Linked DNA regions of Homo sapiens: region 2 is linked to region 1. A link is a contact called in ENCODE Hi-C or POLR2A ChIA-PET data. All regions are on one chromosome and are shown on one strand. Each heading gives the region's core, a stretch centred on a gene start or an enhancer-like site at or near the end of the contact. The rest is flanking DNA. Distances are from core to core; before and after follow the strand shown. Region 1 overlaps SNX18 (sorting nexin 18). Region 2 overlaps LINC02998 (long intergenic non-protein coding RNA 2998).

Evidence for each region. A loop is a pair of places that touch in the nucleus more often than their neighbours do. ChIA-PET counts read pairs that join two places held with the same protein, here RNA polymerase II (POLR2A).
Region 2: a map of motor neuron shows a loop between it and region 1 (2.8-fold over the local background). The contact joins two enhancer-like sites. A Hi-C loop is called at or near these places in 1 of 168 maps with a recorded cell type or tissue (motor neuron). POLR2A ChIA-PET finds 5 or more read pairs at or near these places in 2 of 52 experiments (A673 and HEK293).

What each region holds. Positions count from the first base shown.
Region 1 is chr5:54,546,359-54,552,247 of GRCh38, reverse strand. SNX18 (sorting nexin 18) reads right to left here. Exons shown (of 2, transcript NM_001102575.2): 2 at 5,662-5,889. Among named protein-coding and RNA genes, the nearest start is that of SNX18, 32 kb to the right of the region's middle. Within about 2 kb of position 4,172, at least 9 of the 41 ENCODE cell types and tissues checked have a DNase peak (open chromatin) inside an H3K27ac peak, as active enhancers do.
Region 2 is chr5:54,717,919-54,723,522 of GRCh38, reverse strand. The region is part of intron 1 of LINC02998 (long intergenic non-protein coding RNA 2998); the gene reads left to right. The region is part of intron 2 of LOC105378969 (a long non-coding RNA gene); the gene reads right to left. Among named protein-coding and RNA genes, the nearest start is that of LINC02998, 24 kb to the left of the region's middle. Within about 2 kb of position 3,407, at least 7 of the 41 ENCODE cell types and tissues checked have a DNase peak (open chromatin) inside an H3K27ac peak, as active enhancers do.

The sequences.
Region 1 (5,889 bases), core at 2,923-5,422:
TGGCAGCAACTTGGCAGACGCAGATGTGACAGTCAAAACACCAGCCAGCCGCTCACGAATGTCTCAGAAGGGTGTGATGCGTGGTAATGGGTCACGTCGCGGAGGCACAGATTTGAATTCCGCAGGCTGGTGGACAGACGCGGCACCCACAGCGGAACAAAGCCAGCACTGTGGCTGCTCTCTCCTCCTGGAGCCAACTCCTCCATTCTCCTGAAACTAGCACAGAGGTCTTTGTGAAAAGCTGCCTTCCTAAGAAGGCTGACTGCTGGTGCTGGTGATGCCAACACTGAGGGCTAGCATATCACTATTTTCTTTCTTTCATAGAGGGCAATTTAGGATTGTGCACACACAGAGGATCACAAAGGTCTCTGTTTCTAAAACCACAGTTCTGCTGTATTTACTGCTCTGGGCCCGGTGTGCTCCAGGGACCCCAGAGAAAGTGTAGGATAGGATAGGCCTTGTCCTCCAGGAGACCACCACATCACCACTTAATCAGGGCTTGTATGTTTGCCTGGTAGTCTCAAGTAAATTGGAAAAGAATTAAGATCGCAAGCTGTGGAGTCAGGTGACTGCATTCAATTCCCAGCTCTGCCGCTTTATGTGACCATTATGGAATATCTATAAGCCTGTTTCCTTCTTTGTAAAATGGTTTTGTAGGAGAGTTCCGTAGATCAAAGAATGAACGTAACGGCAGTATCATTCCTAGAGCAAAATAAACACTCGATGTGGTAAGAAAAAGAAATGATGTTAGCCCAGGATCTTACGTAATTAGTTGCAAAATGCCATCACAAAAGTGATCGGAGTGCAGAGAAGGGACAAGACACTGGGATTAGAGTTTCATGGAAGGCTTCACAGGGAAGGGAGGAGGAGAAGGATTTTTGGTTCAGAAGACAAAAGAATACCCGGTACCATATAAAACAACAGACTATGGTCCAGTGACATTTGTCTTTACTGCCTACATTACACATTCTCTTAGCAGTCCGCTTCCCAATGCTGTTGAATTTTTGCAAAGTAACACAATGAACATTGACTTGATCATTGAGTCCACTGTCCAAACAAGATAGTTCTTCCTGTGCCTTGTACAATTCACTTCCAGGTCTCGAAGGGGTTGGCACAGAGCTGCAGCTCCACCCACCTTTTGACATCTTTTTTTTTCTTTTTTTTTTTTGCTAGTCCCCTTGTCAAATTTAACATTCATTTCGTTATTTTTAAAATAGGAAATACATTCAATCGTTTATATTCAAAAGAGATAATAGGGAATACAGTAAGTTTCTCTCCTGCCCCCCATTCCCATTCCTGAAAGCAAACAATGTTGCCTTGCTACCAAGTTGCTGCATTTACTTTCATAAATAATCTACACATAGGCCAGGCGCAGTGACTCACACCTGTAATCCCAGCACTTTGGGAGGCCGACGCAGGTGGATCACCTGAGGTCAGGAGTTCGAGACCAGCCTGGCCAACATGGTGAAACCCCGTCTCTACTAAAAATACAAAAATTAGCCAGGCATGGTGGCGGGCACCCGTAATCCCAGGTACTCGGGAGGCTGAAGGCATGAGAATCACTTGAACCCGGGAGGCGGAGATTGCAGTAAGCTAAGATCGCACCACTGCACTCCAGCCTGGGCGACAGACCAAGACTCCATCTAAAAATAATAATAATCATCTACCGCATATATAAGCAAACACATTCGCTTTGTTTTGCTCAAAGGGTAGCGTACAAATATTTCTCTGCCTCTTTTTTTCATTTAATTTTCTTAGGAAAATTCTGTATTGGTATATGAAGAGCTTCCTCATCTTGTTTTTTTTAAAAATGATAGATACCTACAGTTTTTCATCCTTTGGATAGCTGAGAAATTTGTTATGAGACCACCTGTCAGCATGAATACCTAAAAGGTCCAATTTTCTTTCCATTGATTCTGGGATAGGAGCCACTAAAAAGCAACATTTGTGAAGAAAGCTCCTTTTCTCTGGAATTACAGGTTCCACTTTCCCCATAGGTCCTTTGTTTCATACAGAGAACACAGACTTATGGACCTGACACTCTCAGGAGGTTATAGCCATATGTGAATATGTAGTTAGCATCTGGGTAACTCAGTTGGCTTACAAGGGTCCACAAACAGGAGCCAAGTAATTTTTTAAAAAGTGACTAAAAATACAGATTCTGAACAAACACCAACAGAAGCACCATCAGCTTTAAGCTGAACCTTAATTTGGTAAATCCTGAACTGCACTCCAATGTTTTTAAGATTTTTCAAGCAAAGGGAACCATTTTGAACTAAGACTCTGCATTCTTTTAAAACTGCTGGGTTGAACAAAAGTGGAACAAACAAGTTGCCTAATCAAACTTGGTCTACACTAATATTTTGATTCAGGGCATGGCTGCCCCAAAAGCCACTCAGAGGCACTAAATTCAACTTCCCAGAGTGACACATTGACCATCATCTTACAATGTCTGTATGTAACACGAGGCCAGGGTTGGGACGTGAACACAGAGTAGGCTGCCTCTCTCTGTCCTAGGTCCCAAGTACATATTTTCAGGATGTGAAAAGAATTCAATAAAACCACTATTAATTTGGTGAATAAAGACAAGTTCTGAGCTGTCTTTTTCAGATCTTCCTAGTTAGAGCTACGGGACAAATTCTTAAACATATTAGCACTTAGCTTTTGGAGACCAAGGGCTCCTTTGCCTTGCTGCAAAGGGCCATCTCTGGAGAGCTGAACCTCTCCCCACCCTAACAGGAGGTGCTGGTGGGTCTGAGAAGCAGTGGAGAAGTAGGTTTCCAGGCAGAGTAAGAAGGATGCTGTGCCAGGGCTCTGCAAGACAAGAAGCTGGAATGGGGTTTGGTCCTGTGACCCAGGTGGGCAAAGTGGGCAGAAGGTGAAGTTACCAGGGCTAAAGCAGGAACCTCTGCCTACCTGGGACCCAAGGGTGAACTCCTTAATTTTCCATAGTACAGGTGACACAATGTTCTTATTATTTAAATACTGCAGCTCTTCCTTTCTCACATAACCACAGAGGGTCTTTACTCTATCCCTCCTGTCAATGCCTTGGGCTCAGGGCTTTCCACCTGCCATTCATTTCTCACAATATGTCCACAAAGGGGATTCTATAGTTGGCCCTCAGTATCTGTGGGTTCCACATCTGTGGATCCAACCAATGGACGATTGAAAATATTCCACCTCAAACAATAAGAAATAACAATACAAAAAAATACAAATAAAAATATAACAGTGTAACAACTATTGACATAGCCCTGACATTGTATTAGGCATGGCAAGGAATAAAGAGATGATCTGAAGTATACAGGAGAACGTGCATAGGTTATATGAAAATATTATGCCATTCTATGACTTGAGCATCTACAGATTTTGTTATCTGCAGGGAGTGGGGTGGGATTGAGGGTGTCCTGGAACCAATGCCCTGCAGATACTGAGGGATGACTGCATACCCCATTATAGATAAGAAAACTGACTCACGTTAAGTGACTAGCCCATGGTCACATGATGTTCAGGAATAGAACATTTATTAAGTATCTACTTCTAAAATTGTTATCATCTCCCATGTCTGTCATGGAGGGAGTATTGCAAAATGGTTAAGGCTTCACATGGTGGTTTATCTAATACTCTCAATAATTCAATACAATCTAAGTCAGTCAATCATACAATTGAGGAAACTGAGGGTCAGAGCTGGGTTAGTGAGTTGCCTGAGGTCAGAGAGTGGAGCAACTAGGATCTGACCCAGGTCTCTGGCTCCAAATTGCTGCCTTTCTCACTGATATGCTGGGTCAGCTTGCAGAGAAGCTCAACAACTCAGCAATTCCATCCTGAGAGCCATTTCCTGGAGTGAGAGAAAATTTAAACCACTGCAAAAATAAGGTCTGATGCATCTGGCCACTTCAGACTTAGAGATCAATTCCAGGGTAGGCTGATGGGACACACAGCAACAAAATACCACACACCTTGTTTTTAAGCTCCCTTGGCAGGTGGCTTCACATGGACAATTGGTCTTGCCTTTGGCATGCTTCTGGTACAAGTCACTCAATGAAGCTGAAATGGCCTTTAAGACAGGCAGGCAGTTTGAGAAGCTCTGACACAGGGATGTTAGGATTGAGACATCCTGGGATCAGGGCCAAGTAGGGAGGACTTGTGATCCCTGGAAAGGCTATAGCCATGAGCCAATCCCAGATTAACTTCCCCCACCTCAGAGGCCTGGCTTCCACTGCTGGGTTTTTCTGGTTTCCTGCCCATGGAGCCCTAGCACAGCAGCATCCCTCTATACGCTGCCTAGAAGTCTACCCCACCACTCTTCAAACTCTCCAGAGCTTATTACTCAGCAAATTCTGTTGCTCTCACCTGAGTCCCACCTGTGGCCAAGTGGTACTCATGAGTAACCCTGACTCTGACCAACTGGAGTTCAAATTTTTGACTTGTGGTTCTGCCAAGGCCATTGTTATGGCAACTGGAATGTGCTTCTATTGGCACTGCATGGAGGTGAAAGTTGGAGAGAAGGGGAAACAGTCAGTTTTGGACCCTTTCTCTCACTCTTCATAACAATACTGGAAGGTAACATCTGGCATGCTTCCCAGTCTACGTAAGACTGCAGTCAGACCTTCTGTTGAGAGACCAGACATAGCAGCACAGACTCTCACCTTTCCCAGCAGAAATGGGTGCAAACAGCAGATTCTGGGAAGTTCCCTTTGTACTTTTGTGCCCAGTGCCCAAAGAATGATGGAATCTCTATCATTCCAGGAGTGGAGACTTGGGAAGATGTTAGGGATTTCTGAAAAGCAGAGAAATCACATTCAGTGTAATCTAGTTTAAAAATAATAGGCTTGAGCCAGATCCCAATTTGAATCTCAGCTCCATCATTTAGTTTGTGTGATCTTGGTCAAAAGAAATTAGACTTCACTGATCTCTTTAACTCATCTATAAACTAGAGATATTATCTTCCTCATAGGTTCATTGTGAGGATAACCAGATAAAGGTCCTTTCTTCTCTTGCATACTTTTAAGTGTAGCTCTCCTTCTCACAGCCTCCCCAAACCGTAGGTGATTTGTCCAGATGTCCATCACTGGTCCAAGTATATTTGTGAAGTAAAAGATGGCTAGGCCATTCTAGACATTACAAGATGCTAAGAAAGGCAGGCCAGGAGAAAAAACATATATGTAAAACAAATCTGTAAAGATAAGCAGATACAAGACTACAAAGCCCCACAAAGAGGGCAAGCTTTGCCAAATGGGACTTTGGCCCCTTGCAAGATATGCCAGGTCCCGTAGCTATTATATTTTGGCTTATGTGTGTTGGAGTTCGCCTATTTATGGCAACCAACAGACAGTATGTCAAGTACTTTACTTAAGCACCTGCTTCTGTCTCAGGTATTGGACTCATGGGAGCTATTATTTCAAAACCTCTCACTCACAACTTACTGCTATGTGCTTAATTCCTGATGTCACTAATGGAAGCAGATACTCCATGGGACTATCTGAATGATGATGGTTTTAAATTAATCAAATTAGCTACAGTGTTTGATGAATAATTTCTATGGTAACTGCAGATGAAGCTCAAGACAGAACATGCTCTTCTATTTTTCTGTGTAATTCTTCACATTAAATAAATGCCTCCTTGATGAGTGGAGAAAAAATAATTATATTCCATTGAAGCTAAGAAATAAAGCAACCTGTTTATTTTTTAAAAAGATAAACATGGCTGATCTGCACTAATCATAACATTTTGAAGGAAATAAAACAATATTCAACATTTCTAGACTACAAATAAATAATACCCTGTTTTACTTATTCTGTTAACCAAAGATGAAGGTGGAAATGAGAAAATTGAATGCTTATGGACTTAAAGGTATCAGACATGGCATTTGATTTTTGGAAAATGAAG
Region 2 (5,604 bases), core at 2,158-4,657, 170 kb before region 1:
CTGGGCCTGGGGTGCTTTTTCACAGTCTGCCTGGGCAGAATTTGCTCCCAATCATCCTCCAGTTCTCAGATACATCAGGGTGACCCCTGACTCCTCCTAAGACTGGATCAAGTGCCTACTCCTTACTACATGGTATGATAAAACTTTTCTTCATAGCACTAGGTATAAAATGAGCCCAGTGGTCATTTTATACCTAATCATATAACATTTGATTAACACCCATGTTCTGCTGTAGACTGTAAGAATTATGAAGCCAGGAACTGTGCAATTTTTTTTCCCTCCCTTCCTTCCTTCCTTCCTTCCTTCCTTCCTTCCTTTCCTTTTGCATCTTAGACCACACTATCTTGTTCACATTTTACCTCTAATGCCTGACACACAGACGTTTCTCAATAAATTCTTGTTTAATGTGCAAGAAAACAAACTGTAATAACAGCAGGGACATGCTTTAAAATTTTCAAAACTGCGCTGGGCACAGTGACTCATGCCTGTAATTTAAGCACTTTGGGAGGCTGAAGCAAGGGGATCGCCTGAGCCCAGGGGTTCTAGACCAGCCTGGGAGACACGGCGAAACCCCGTCTCTACAAAAACAAAAACAAACACAAACAAAAGACAAAAAAAATAGCTGAGCATGGTGGAATGTGCCTGTAATCCCAGCTGCTTGAGTGGCTGAGGCAGGAGAATTGCTTGAGCCTGGGAGCTTGAGGCTGCACTGGGCCATGATCATGCCACTGTGCTCCTGGGCAACAGAGTGAGACCCTGTCTCAAAATAAATATAATATAATATAATATAAAATGAATTTCAAAGCCTTTTCATATACATGATCTCACTTGACAAATGAGAGGGAAAGGGGGAGTTAGAGTCCCTTCTCAGCATGCTGCTCTGCCTGCCTTACATAGAATCTGCTATCAGAGGAAGAGCTTTAAACAAGCTTTTGGGGCCAGGGTATAGTGTGGGATGTGATGAATGGTGCCTTGTAAGATGCTTCCTGTGAAGCTTGCCCATGGGAATGAGTTATATGTATAATATATATACATTTGTATGAACTCTGCACAAAATACGAGGTAAGATGGAAAATGGCTGGAAAAGTGCCAAAGAGACGTGGGAAGTTTGTAGAAAGGTGATAGTCAGGAAAGAATAAGTAGTTAAAATAAGCTAATGTGTGGCTAGAGAGGAAATAATATTTAGAGGTAGGCTAGATAAAACATCATGGCTAGAAAGAAAACAGGAAGAATATTACTGAAGAAAATTGGCCAAGAAAAAAATGCAAACTCTAAAAGGTCAGAGAGCCATTTGAAAGAAGGGGGTTGAGAGATCAAGGCCTACGCCAGTGCCTTCCAGGCAGCCGCCCTTTTGAGTAGAATTGATTTGTGGATATATTTAGGTGCCTGGTTGAAAGACAAAACACAGCACTCAGATACTTTCTCTCATCTTATTTCATCTTGACGTTGGTCATTATTGCTAAGGAGACAGGGACATGGAAAACCACTTAGGGAAAGTAAAGACAGAGATTTTAAGGTGAAAAATAATTTGGTCATAGGACCCTTTAACCTTCCTTTCTCAGGTCTCTGAGAATAAAAAAATGGTCTTTGGCATGCTAACCTTTAGCTTTGTACATTTGATTCTGCAACCTAGAGGGAGAAAGAGAGAGAGAGAGCACATGATTGGATGGTAGAAATGGGTTCCATACTTCCCCTTTGGAGAGAATTTTTTCTTTGGCCCTGCCATTCACTTCAATATTGTCCTCACCTTCTTAACTCTAAATTCCTGTACTTATGTCTCCTCAGTCTCACCTCTCATTCACCCTTTAATCCCTTCATTCTCCTAAAATTGCTCTTTGTCATTCCAGAATATGTTATTTGGAGTCTTTTACTGCATCTAGCACTTTCTGCATGCATTTTCTATCATTTGTGTATACACTTCATTTGTTGTGTATATAGTAGATTATAGGTACCCAGAGGCACAAATCCTTATCTACGGGGATGTATCATGTTCATTTCTGACTCTGTAAGGCACTTGCTCAATGTCTTATATATAGTAGGATGTCAATAAATATTTATTGCTCTGAATGGCTAAAACCACATTACCTTAAACTATTCAGGGGCATATGCCTCCTGTTTTTCCTTCTATTTCAAATATGTCACAGGAAGAAAAAAACTGCCTTATCCGGTATAATCTTCCAAGGATTTTATAAAAATTCAAAACACATACTGTATCCAACTCATGAACTCATCAACTTAGCCTGCATCCAAGGATTTTCAGGAGACTGGAAAAAAGGAAACACACTAAAATAGAATATACTTTTTTATGTTTGATGTTTTTCTTCCTTGATTTTTCTGGGAATATTTCTAGATAAAAGAGTATACTTTTCATACATAAGTGTTATATATATATGTTTTGTGTGTGTGTGTGTGTCTGTGTGTTATGAGGTATACTTCATTGAAAAACTGAAGGCCAGGGACTGCTTTTGAAAGCCACAATGTGGCCATGTGGCTCCTTAAGACTTACGACCAGTAATGGAGATGGTGAAGATAAACTCCTTCAGCTTTGGGATCATGATGCCACGGCTTTGTTCTGGCTGGCTGTCCTCTATAGATGTCTACCAGTTCCTATTAGCTGATTACAGAGGTACACATTGGCAAGGCATGTATATGCACACATGTGCAATACAGAGGTCTACCTGGATTCTGCCACCCTGGGCTTCTCATATCCTCATTACTAGAGCCTGGAAGGGCACATTGGAGATCTGGCTCTGGCTTGGATCCCTTAGGACTTCACGTCTTGGTGGCCTATCTCATCTGCAGGGAGAAGACATGGGAGGCTGTGGTGACCACCATTAGGGTCAGCTCGCAGGGTGCTTTCACTACTCTGTCAGTCAATCAGCAGTCAACTAATCTTTATTGAGCACCTACTATATGTAATGCATGAATGGCGCTGCTCTAGGCAGGGGAGATACAAATTCTTCAGATACCTGTGACTCAGCTCTGGCCTCAGAGGAGGTGGGGGGTCCCTCCTTCATCCTTCCCGTCTCATCATGGGTCACAGAGAGTCCCCAGCACTATCTTTCCTGTCTTGTTATAATAGTCTTAGAGTACCTCTTCATTTTACAGCTAAACTAGTAATGATCCTAGGATTACCAAATTTACAACAAAATTCACTCTTGTAATCTAACAGCTTGCCAAAATATGGGTGATTTTTTAGATTTTGAAGTGGAAAAAGGAGGAAGTAGAGATGGGGAGACAACTTACCATTCGTTTTGACAAAGAGGAAAATTAAAATGAAGAGATTCACCCAGGCCCACTGTTTTTTCCATGTCCTTGTGTGAAAGTGTAGAAAGGTTTGATGGGACAGAAAGAACACTCAGATTGGGTGTGCTTACTCATGCCTTCAACAACATTCTATGTGCTGGGCCCTCTGCCAGGGCTTAGAAATATAACAGTCAATAAGACAGGCACAGTGTGTCAGGACACCAGGGTTTTGATTTGACTCTTGCCAAATGAATTTTGTGACCCTGAGAAGACACTTCACTTTTCTTGCTCTCAGTGTCCACATCTGTAAGCTGAGACTGACACTGGAGGTGGCCAACATTCTCTAACTTTTTCCTAGCTCCGCCTGGAACCTCTAGGACCAGGGACACAAACTCTTATCTTGGAAATGGAGGTACTGGTGCCGGTCACTTTTCCATGAAGGGCTGGGGAGATGCCTCTGGGGTCCAGTCCCCTCTAGACAGTGAGCATCCAGATTCCTGAGGATCAAGGGGAGGTGTGATGATCTCCATTGTCCTGGGCCAGGAAATGCCAAACAGGAGTTTCACATTCAGCTCCTTCTCTGGACTACCCTGGGAAGGAGCCCACCTCCTGCTGCTCAGCCCAGCGGGTGCTCTGTGCTGACTCTCACACGGGCTGTCAGCACATTGACTGCATTCCTCTGCATTCTCCCGGCTTCAGGGTTGTCAGCCAATTAAAAGAGCAATTCTGACACTGGATGAAAAGGGAAGGGAGAGCTATGTTTGGTGCAAAGTGTGGGCAGGAGGCACTGCTGGTGCTGGAGGAGTCCAGGCTGGATGCAGAAGCTGCTCCTCCCTCCTGTGGAGGAGGACAGCCCTGCCCAGCCCACCAAGCTCATCCCTGTCCCCACAGCGGACAGCTGGCCCCAACCCCTGGAAGATCCTGCCGCTGTGGTCTGTGCAGAATTTAATTACACCTTTGGGAGGTGTTTTTTGTCCCCCTGCACATCACCAGGAAGAAACTATGACTTGCAAATTCAGGGTTCTTAACCTTTTTTTGTGCCCTTTGGCTGTCTGGTAAAGCCTATGGATCCCCTCTCAGAAGAATGTTTTTAAATGCAAAAATTTAAATACATACATAGAATTATAAAGGACATAAAGGACACCAGTCATATTAAAATCAATAAACAAAATATTTTAGTGATAAAGTGATAGAATCACAGGTACTGCTAATACTACAGTGTTTGCTGCCTATGGTGTTATTTATTGCTGCATAACACAACTTAGCAACTCAAAAATAACAAATATCACACTCAGTTTCTAAGGGTTGGGAATCTAGGAGGGGCTTAGCTGGGCGTTTTTCCTCTGAGTCTCCCATGAGGTTGAAGTCAAGTTGTTGGCCAGGACTCCAGCCATCTGAAGGCGGGAAGATTGACTTCCAACTTCCAAGCTCACTCATGTGGCTGTTGGCTGGTCTCACATTCTCACTGGCTCTTGGCTGGATGCCTTAGTTCCTTGTCACATGTCAAGACATGGCAGCTGGCTTCCCTTAGAGTGAGTGATGGAGAAAAAGAACAAGAGTCCCAGTCAGAAGCTGCACCCTTTCATAACCTAATCTCGGAAGTAACAGCCATCACTCCTCCTGTGCCGTATGTCACAGGACCAATGTGGGGCTCCAAGGGAGGGACTGCACGGGTGTGTGAACATCAGGAGGGGGGTCCCTGGAGCCACATGGGAAGCCAACTATCACACCTACATTCATGACAGAGGGACAGGCTAAATTTTCATTATAGCTTAGTAAAAATAGAGACATAAATTTTTTTCTCATCCAGTTTCCTGGAACCTGAGATCTAGCCACAGACCCCAAGTTAAGAATCCCTGATAGATTGAAAGCATTTTTGTTTCCAGGCAATTTCTAGTCTTTTTATTCATGACTTTTTTTAGCTTTTTTGAGGTACAATAAAAAAATTGAACACATTTAAGGTGTACAATTTGGTGTTTTGATATATGTATGTATTGTGGAATGATAGCCAGAATTTATTGAGGTATAATTAAAACTTGTACACATTTAAGGTATACAACTTGGTGTTTTGATTTACACATGTATTGTAAAATGACAGCCACAGTCAAGCTAACTAACGTATCTTCACCTCACACAATTTACCCATAGTCACATTGACGTATGTTAGATGTCCAGAACTTACTCATCTTGCAAAACTGAAACTTTATACCCTTTGATCAATGTCTCCACATTTCTTCCTCCCCGCCAGCCCCTGGTAACCGTCATTCTACTCTCCACTTCTATGAGTTTGACTATTTTAGATTCTACATATAAGTGAGATCCTGAAATATTTGTCCTTCTGTGTTTGGCTTATTTTAC